2 separate regions of the Homo sapiens genome follow, and region 1 is linked to region 2. Evidence: read pairs that join two places in POLR2A ChIA-PET (ENCODE). Cell type or tissue: endothelial cell of umbilical vein. All regions are shown on one strand. Each heading gives the region's core, and the rest is flanking DNA. Links, peaks and the distances in the headings are about the cores only. Region 1 has its middle 51 kb from the start of PARD3-DT. Region 2 overlaps PARD3 (par-3 family cell polarity regulator).

The links. Peaks named below come from ENCODE experiments on the same cell type or tissue, not always from the same donor. Only the 100,000 strongest peaks of a DNase experiment are listed, where the experiment ranks them.
Region 1: POLR2A ChIA-PET joins it to region 2 with 7 read pairs; 3 of 35 experiments call an interaction of 5 or more read pairs at or near these places.

Annotation. Positions count from the first base shown.
Region 1 is chr10:34,864,335-34,868,725 of GRCh38, reverse strand. No RefSeq gene overlaps it. Among named protein-coding and RNA genes, the nearest start is that of PARD3-DT, 51 kb to the right of the region's middle. In endothelial cell of umbilical vein, for the core only: no CTCF peak of the experiment used is centred there; no DNase peak of the experiment used is centred there; H3K27me3 peaks cover 220 bases.
Region 2 is chr10:34,778,666-34,783,056 of GRCh38, reverse strand. The region is part of intron 1 of PARD3 (par-3 family cell polarity regulator); the gene reads left to right. Among named protein-coding and RNA genes, the nearest start is that of PARD3, 34 kb to the left of the region's middle. RefSeq lists enhancers at 1,676-1,735, 1,946-2,075, 3,210-3,710, 3,711-4,211. In endothelial cell of umbilical vein, for the core only: no CTCF peak of the experiment used is centred there; a DNase peak (open chromatin) is centred at 2,016.

The DNA of each region.
Region 1 (4,391 bases), core at 105-4,104, 86 kb before region 2:
TTTTTTTTTTGAGATGGAGTCTTGCTCTGTCGCCTAGGCTGGAGTGCAGTGATACGATCCCGGCTAACTCCGCCTCCCAGGTTCAAGTGATTCTCCTGCCTCAGCCTCCTGAGTAGCTGGGATTATGGACACCCACCACCATGCCCAGCTAATTTTTATATTTTAGTAGAGATGAGGTTTTACCATGTTGGCCAGGCTGGTCTCGAACTCCTGACCTCAAGTGATCCACCTGCCTTAGCCTCCCAAAGTGCTGGGATTACAGACGTGAGCGCCACCGTGCCCCACCAGTGATGAAGTGCATTTTCTATGTTTTCCTTACAAGTCCTCTGTTCCTAGGATTCTGAATTATCAGTACAAGGAAGCATACATGAAACTTCTATGTAATGTTCTGAATCTCTTAAAGGAATACCATCCATATTCCTTCCAATAATATTCTTTATTTCTTTTATTATTTTTTTTAATCTGCCCATTTGGATTGAACCAATAATGTTCTTTTCAACCTTGAACTGCATTGCCAATATCCTTAGCACAAAAGCAAGACTTTCTATTGTGATTTGAATATTTGAATATCTTTTTTTTTTTGAGACGGAGTCTCGCTCTGTTGCCCAGGCTGGAGTGCAGTGGCGTGATCTCGGCTCACTACAAGCTCTGCCTCCCCAGTTCACACCATTCTCCTGCGTCAGCCTCCCGAGTAGCTGGGACTACAGGTGCCCGCCACCAAGCCTGGCTAAATTTTTTTGTATTTTTAGTAGAGACAGGGTTTCACCGTGTTGGCCAAGCTAGTCTCAATCTCCTGACTTCAGGTGATCTGCCCGTCTTGGCCTCCCAAAGTGCTGGGATTACAGGCATGAGCCACTGCGCCTGGCCCCCAATTTTTTTTTTTTTTTTTTAGACTGAGTCTTGCTCTGTCATCCAAGCTGGAGTGCAATGGCGTGATCTTGGCTCACTGCAAACTCCGTCTCCTGGGTTCAAGCGATTCTCCTGCCCCAATCCCCTGAGTAGCTGGGATTACAGGCGCCTGCCACCACACCTGGCTAATTTTTGTATTTTTAGTAGAGACAGGGTTTCACCGTGTTGGCCAGGCTGGTCTTGAACTCCTGACCTCATGATCCACCCACCTCGGCCTCTCAAAGTGCTAGGATTACAGGCATGAGCCACCGCGCCCGGCAAAATTATTTTTTTAAGTTAGCCAAGCATAGTGGTGCACGCTTCTAGTCCCAGCTACTCAGGAGGCTAGGAGGATCACTTGAGCCCAGGGGTTTGAGGCTGCAGTGATATGATGGCACCATTGCACTCCAGCCTAGGTAACAGAGACCCTGTCTCAAAAAAAAAAAAAAAGTAATAAAAGAATAATATAATAAAGGGATTATTTACAATGTTGAGTACAAATTTTAAGGAAATCCATAAGACCTAGCAGAGTACACACTACCTGGCATTGTATACTCTGGTTGTGCACAAGTCTGGTTGTACAGTAAACCACAGGGAGCTGTTATTCCTAGGCCTATAAAGACAGGGGAAATGAATAGTTATTGGGTACCAGATGGGGGTTTGCCTGGAGAGGGCTTTCTGAAGGGGACTGTGGCATTTGGTAGAGGCCACAGGGAACCCATGCAGCCGGTCCCTAGCCACTCCTACCACTGATCCCCTGGCAGCACTCCCATTGGTTCAGCCCAACAGGAAACTGAAAGACAAGGGAGCCCTCCCAGGGCACAGAGCAGGGTGAACACGGGCAAGAGGATCTACAGAGGCAGACAGAAGTTAATGAGCACATGGAGCTTTTTTGTTTTTTGTTTTCCTTCTAGGATATATCATTATTATTACATTTCTTTTTCTTTCTTTCTTTCTTTTTTTTCTGATGGAGTCTCGCTTTGTTGCCCAGTGGTGTGATCTCGGCTTAATGCAACCTCTGCCTCCTGGGTTCGAGTGATTCTCCTTTCTCAGCCTCTCGAGTAGCTGGGATTACAGTCACGTGCCACCACGCCCGGCTAATTGTTGTATTTTTAGTAAAGATGGGGTTTCACCATGTTGGCCAGGCTGGTCTCGAACTCCTGTCCTCAAATGATTCGCCTCCTCAGTCTCTCAAAGTGCTGATTACAGGCGTGAGCCACCACACCCAGCCCTTCTTTCATAATAGAATACCATTCTTCCATTTCTCATAGGACTCAGTGAAGCCTGCATGAGCCAGCACCCCCAGAGATAGAGACAATGCATGCCCTGGTCACTGGAGCCCCTCTCCCAAAGGCCAGGGCCTCTCCTGATGGCCGTGCCTCTGCCTGCGCCGTACCCTCTGCTAGAGCATCCTGCTATCTTGCTTTCAGTTGCCAAATCCCTATTCATCCTTCAAGAAATATCTCCTTTTAAGGGCTCTGTGCAAACTGCAAAAATAAATCATTGTCAGGATCAATTAACACTGTATTGGGTTTTTAAGTCTTTCCTGAATTGCATTAATTTTTCAACATGATCAGTTTCAGATTTCCAAAATTTACAGAAGTCTTCAGTATTATTGGTAAAGCACTATAATTTGCTGTTATAATTACTATTAAAATATTTTTCTATCAAATACAAAACTAGTATGACTTTTTGCTACTATGATTATATTGCAAATCAAATTTAACAACCTGTAGAATAACCAAATTTATAAATAAAATAGCATCTGTACATTGTCAAATGGTTTGGCAAGTTTAAAAAAAAGGGATTGGATCCTAGTAGGTGGTGATAAACAACTTGAGAACTGTCTCGCCTTAACTGCACTTTAGTTACTGTAATCCTGGGGAATTTTCTTGATAAATGTCTCCTAGGTTTTCAAATTCTTCAATCCATGTCTTATTACTAACTGTTTTATAAATCTCATTGTAAATAAAGAATATGGACCAGGCATGGTGGCTCACACCTGTAATCCCAGCACTTTGGGAGCCCGAGGCAGGTGGAAGCTTGAGCTCAGAAGTCCAAGGCCACCTTGGGTGACATAGCAAGACCCTGGCTCTACAAAAGAAAATTAAAAATTAGCTGGGCTTGGTGGCACACATCTGTACTCTCTGCTACTCAGGAGGCTGAGGTGAGAGGATTGCTTGAGTCCAGGAGGTCGAGGCTGCAGTGAGCTGTGATTGTGCCACTGCACTATAGCCTGGGTGCCAGAGTGAGACCTTGTCTCTAAAAATACACATACACACACGGTAAAGGAAAGCATTTAGGGTAAGATAATTGCTTGTATAGAAAAACAACCAAGTCTAAGCACTTAACTTGAAATAAGGATTAAACACACTTAGATAGCTCTCTTAAATGGGAATAAAGATTGTTTTCTTGGCCCGGCACGATGGCTCACGCCTGTAATCCCAGCACTTTGGGAGGTCAAGGCGGATGGATCACTTGAGGTCAGGAGTTCGAGACCAACCTGACCAACATGGTGAAACCCTGTCTCTACTAAACATACAAAAAATTAGAGGCAGGAGGATCAACTGAGGTTAGGAGTTCGAGACCAGCCTGGCCAACATGGTGAAACCCTGTCTCTACTAAAAATACAAAAAATTAGCTGCGTGTGGTGGTGGGCCTCTGTAGTCCCAGCTACTCTGGAGGCTGAAGCAGGAGAATTGCTTGAACCCAGGAGGTGGAGCTTGCAGTGAGCCGAGATCATGCCATTGCACTCCAGCCTGGGCAAAAGCACGAGACTCCATCTCAAAAAATAAAAATAAAAAAATTGTTTTCTCTTAATGTCATCCTATCTTATTGGAGACTCAGTATTCTCCCGTGGAGAACTTTTATTCAGCATAAACACAAAGCGAGACCTGAATGGGCACTGTACCCTTTCTCTATTCTGATCTCCTAAAAGCTCAAGACACTTCTGAAACAGAACATTTTGTTATTTGGAAAGTTTCCAAAATCAGTGAATTATTTGCTGTCTGGAGTTCAGCCTTTGGAAAGCAAGTGCTTCTACTAGATTTTCTATAACTATGGCTTTAACTCATGGGTCTTTTCCTGCTATATTTTGTTCTCTTAACTTTTACCAAGCACCACTTTTTTCGTGTGTGAGATTTTTCACTCTGCAGCACTTCACGTAGGGCTAGATTTTGACTCTATGGCTTGTTGGCAGCTAACTGCCACTGTTTTATTGATAGTTTCTGACCGGGATTAGATTTACTTCCAGATGCTGTGAACAGATAGGCAAGGATACACCACTCATTACATTTACAAGTACTTTTTTTCGAAGAAGTTATTCATCACAATAACAATACGCGAGCCATCTCCTTATTAATGCCCAAACTACCCAGTTAAAGCAAGTGTTAAGACAACAGAAAACGCTAAAGAACTATTTACTACAGTACCTTGTCACTCACGTGGAGTAAGCTCTTTCTTCCACCTACAGACTGTCCTAGGTTATTTTTATGACTTCTGAA
Region 2 (4,391 bases), core at 165-4,164:
AATGTTTTAAAGTACATAAGATTTAAAACCTTGGCCAGGCATGGTGGCTCACGCCTGTAATCCTAGCACTTTGAGAGGTCGAGGTAGGTGGATCATCTGAGGTCAGGAGTTCGAGACCAGCCTGGCCAACATGGTGAAACCCGTTTCTACTAAAAATACAAAAATAACTGGGTGTAGTGGTGCATGCCTGTAATCCCAGCTACCTGGGAGGCTGGGGCAGGAGAATTGCTGGAACCCGGGAGGCAGAGGCTGCAGTGAGCCAAGATCACGCCACTACACTCTAGCCTGGGTGACAGAGCAAGACTCAGTCTCAAAAAAAAAAGAAAAAAAAAAAACTTTCCTAATGTTTGTATATTCTCACGTTAAGTCCTTCTTGGAATAAAGTTGGTGTAGAGTGGGGATGGGAGAAAAATTAATCTCCGTAAGTTGCTGGGGTAGAGGTAACAGTGTTTTATGTGTAGAGGAAATAATGTCTACTGTTAAGTCTTTCGATCAGCCAAAAGTGGAGTGGATAGTGCTTAAAATGTTTTGATGTCGTTGTGAGGATTAAAGTTATTTAAAAAGAATGGATGTGGAGTTGATTTTAACATTTTGGGATTAAGAAGGGTGGAGAGTTCTCACTGGAGGTTGTTTGATGTGCCCTAAGGCTGGTTGAGCACCTCTGGCTGCCTCTGAGCATGTTGCAGTCCCCTGTCAAGATTCCCTGGGTAACCTTTCTAAAATTTTGCTCCAGCGCCCAGTGGAGGAGGCTGGATTCTGCCTCTGCTGTCTTAGAACTTCAGTCTTTCCTTACAGGTATAGCTCTCTTCATACACACTGCTTGACTGCAATGTGTTCAGGTTACATGCTGTCCTTAAATCAGGCCTCCATAATTTCTTGGCAGCTTTCCTTTTGCAATCAAATTAGCACTTGGGTCTAGAAGCCAGTTAGGATGATTGGAAGAAAAAAATTACAGATGGTTAAAATTGGGTCAAAGTGCACTTCCTTACTCTGTTCTCTTTACAAGTTAAAAATATCTAAAAAATCATTGCAGCTGTGTCAGCATTTCTCAGTAGGTGCCAGATTTAGGTACTACCTTTCAGAATGTTTATGTACTGTGAAGGGGAAAATCCATTAATTATACAGTTCTGTTTGTCTAAAACGTTCAAGAACATTTCCACTGCCCTCTGCATGTTTGTGATTTTTGGGCCATTCAGTTCAGTCTGGATTATCCGATAGAGCACAGTGTTCTGTCATTGGTTCAGGCATTTGGCTGTCTTACCCCACAGAACTGTGTGTTCTAGGTCGGGGGCAATATTTTATATCTTTTACACTCTGTGTATAGTGCTGAGCATGTTACAGTTGGAAACTGTTAATTAATTTTTGTTCTATTTTCCTGCACTCAACTTTTCCTCCCAGAGGCCCCACCTGAATTTAAGAACAAATAAGTTATTATAAAGTCTTGTAGGAAAAGGCCTGGTATATTTAGAGAATCAGATCCAGCTGTCACCTACCATTCATACAGAACCATACTAACCTTTTCCTAAAAGTACCATCAGGCTGTTGGTTTTGTAAGTTTTCTTTCGTTCATTTTCCTTTTAAACCAAGCCTCATCTGTGAAAGGAGGCTGAAATCTGGCAGACCTCTTTATTATGCTCTATTTGTCCACATGTGGAAACCACCAGAAACCAGTAAAAAAGAATGGGAAGTGACCAAAGAGCAGACAGAAAATACCAGTTGCCCTAGGGAGCACCCAGCTCTTCCAAGGACTGCATGGGTCCTGGTCAGAGGGGCAAGTGAAATACCGCAGCTGCCTCCTGCAGAGGGGTATCTCTTTTACTTGTGAGCAGCGTCTGCAGCTGTGCAGGCTCTCAGCAGTGCTTAGTGTCAGCCATGTCCCTTGATTTATGCTCGTGTGAGCCTCTGCACATGTGGGTGCTCCAGCAGGCTAGAGGGGGGAGGGGTGCCCCAGGTCCCCAGAGGCACAGAGCTTTTTTTGGATACCGAGCCTGAGCTGAGAAGCGTGGGATGCAAGAGTGATGTCCTGCTCCAAGTTCAAGGAAAGTACAAAGTAAGCGGAAATGCATCCCTTCAAATAGAGGAAATCCCAAGTTGCTTTTATGTTTCCCGTTATAGCTGTGTGAAGTCATATCTTGAGGTTTAGCTTTCACGTTGAGTTTCAGCTGCTTTTTATGTGTGGCGTGGTGAATGTTAGTTTTCAGCATTTCCTTATTTCAGCGTATGTTGCCTCCGCACTGATTATTGTCCTTTGTTAGTTTAGAAGTCTTGTTTTATCCAGAGAAACAGAATAGGAAAATAACAGCAATTTTGAATGGCAGCTTCCCCTCCTTTTATGATAAAAAATACAGCTTCTGTAAAAAACTGCGGCAAGAGAAAAGAAAGGGCGTACTGTTGTCCCTGGGGATAAAATAGACAGGAGACCAAAGACTACATTTCTACTGAGCAGTGCTTTTATTAATGAATTCTGGTAGAGTTTTAACAGCAGGGCACGATTTCCTCCTATTGTGACTCCTGATGACCTCCAAGAAATAATTCCTGAATGTCACGCTCATAAGACATTTTTCTGATTATGGGCTTGTAATAATTAGATGTTTATCCCTAGAAAATATTGCCAACAAAAATTTATTAATAGTGCAAAGGAGGTGCTTATGCACCTTATTATGTAAATTGTTATTTTATATTCAACATCATTACAAACGTGTTTTGAGAGGGCTATTGAGATAGATCTCCAAGACATCTGCCGTAAACCAGTACTTGGACTTACAGCCAGTGCTCTCCACATCTCTATGGTAAGGAGCATTCAGGTCAGGAGGTAGAAATGGAAAACCAGGAAGGTATTTGGTGATTAGTTTGTGAAGTTAGTTGTGTCAAGAGCAAATTAATTTTTTTAATAAAATAAGTCTCAGCAATTTTAAAACCATTCATACAAAAGAAGCAGAGTTAAAATGGACTTCACAGTAGTTTCCATGGGGATTACCAGAAGGTGTAATGCATCTTCCGGGGAAAGAAGAAGATGGAGGGAAGTAGAATAGGATGGGGAATCGTAGAGAGTCACAGTTGATTTCAGGTGCCACTCGGTGGCATTACTGTCATTGTTTACTTCCGAGCATTTAGATCTACAGCTAGAAGGGACTCAGAGAAGACAGACCCAAGAAAATCACCAAGGAATTTGCCTGTGTATAGGACTTTGAAATGGACACGTCTCCTTGAAAGTGCCACGTTGGATGTCTCCAGGCATGGATCTTGTCTAGATGGCATTTGCAGTTTTGCATGCTTTGCTATTGAAATGTTCTAGCTAATGAATGTCTTCCACTGCCTGCCTGTGTGTGTCAGGTAATGCATCTTTCTTCACAGAAGGACTGAATTCAGAGGGTTTCTTGAAGAAAATTTAAAAGCTGGTGATATCTGCATAGTTGCTTTATTTTATTTTATTTTTGAGATGGAGTCACGCTGTGTCGCCCAGGCTGGAGTGCAGTGGCGTGATCTCGGCCCACTGCAAGCTCTGCCTCCCGGGTTCATGCCATTCTTCTGCCTCAGCCTCCCGAGTAGTTAGGACTACAGGAGCCCGCCACCATGCCTGGCTAATTTTTTTAATTTTTTTTTTATTTTTAGTGGAGACGGGGTTTCACCGTGTTAGCCAGGATGGTCTCGATCGCCTGATGTCGTGATCTGCTGGGCCTCGGCCTCCCAAAGTGCTGGGATTACAGGCGTGAGCCACCGCGCCCGGCTGCTTTATTTTATTTTATTTTTTGAGATGGAGTCTAGCTCTTTCACCCAGGCTGGAGTGCAGTGGCATGATCTTGGCTCACTGCAGCCTTCACCTCCCAGGTTCAAGCGATTCTCCTGCCTCAGCCTCCCGAGTACCTGGGATTACAGGTGTGCACCACCTGGCTAATTTTTGTATTTTTAGTAGAGACAGGGTTTCGCCATGTTGGCCAGGCTGGTCTTGAGCTCCTGACCCCAAGTGATCCGCCCACCTCGGCCTCCCAAAGTGCTGGGATTACAGGTATGAGTCACTGTGCCCAGCCTGCTTTAGTTTATTTGGATGGTGACTGTAACTTTAAACATATTAATACTGAACAACTAAATATACTATGTATGCTGAAGGATGCTAGATTTTTCTAAGTCAGAATCTGACAGCTTTCTCAGTTAGCTGCTGTTTGTCAGTCCTTTGTGAACAAAAATACTGGTCTACCTCATGTTAAGGAAACGATAGGTGAAATGAGATTTATTTAATCATACCAGGTATTTTAAACAGCCAGCTCTTTTTTTTGGCAAGCTCTTAATGTTATTAAAAACATAATTTGTCACTTAAGTCTTTTCAGCATACATATAGTTTCTTAGTCATGTAATTCATAAAATAGAATTTAGAGTTGAAAGGAACCTAAGAG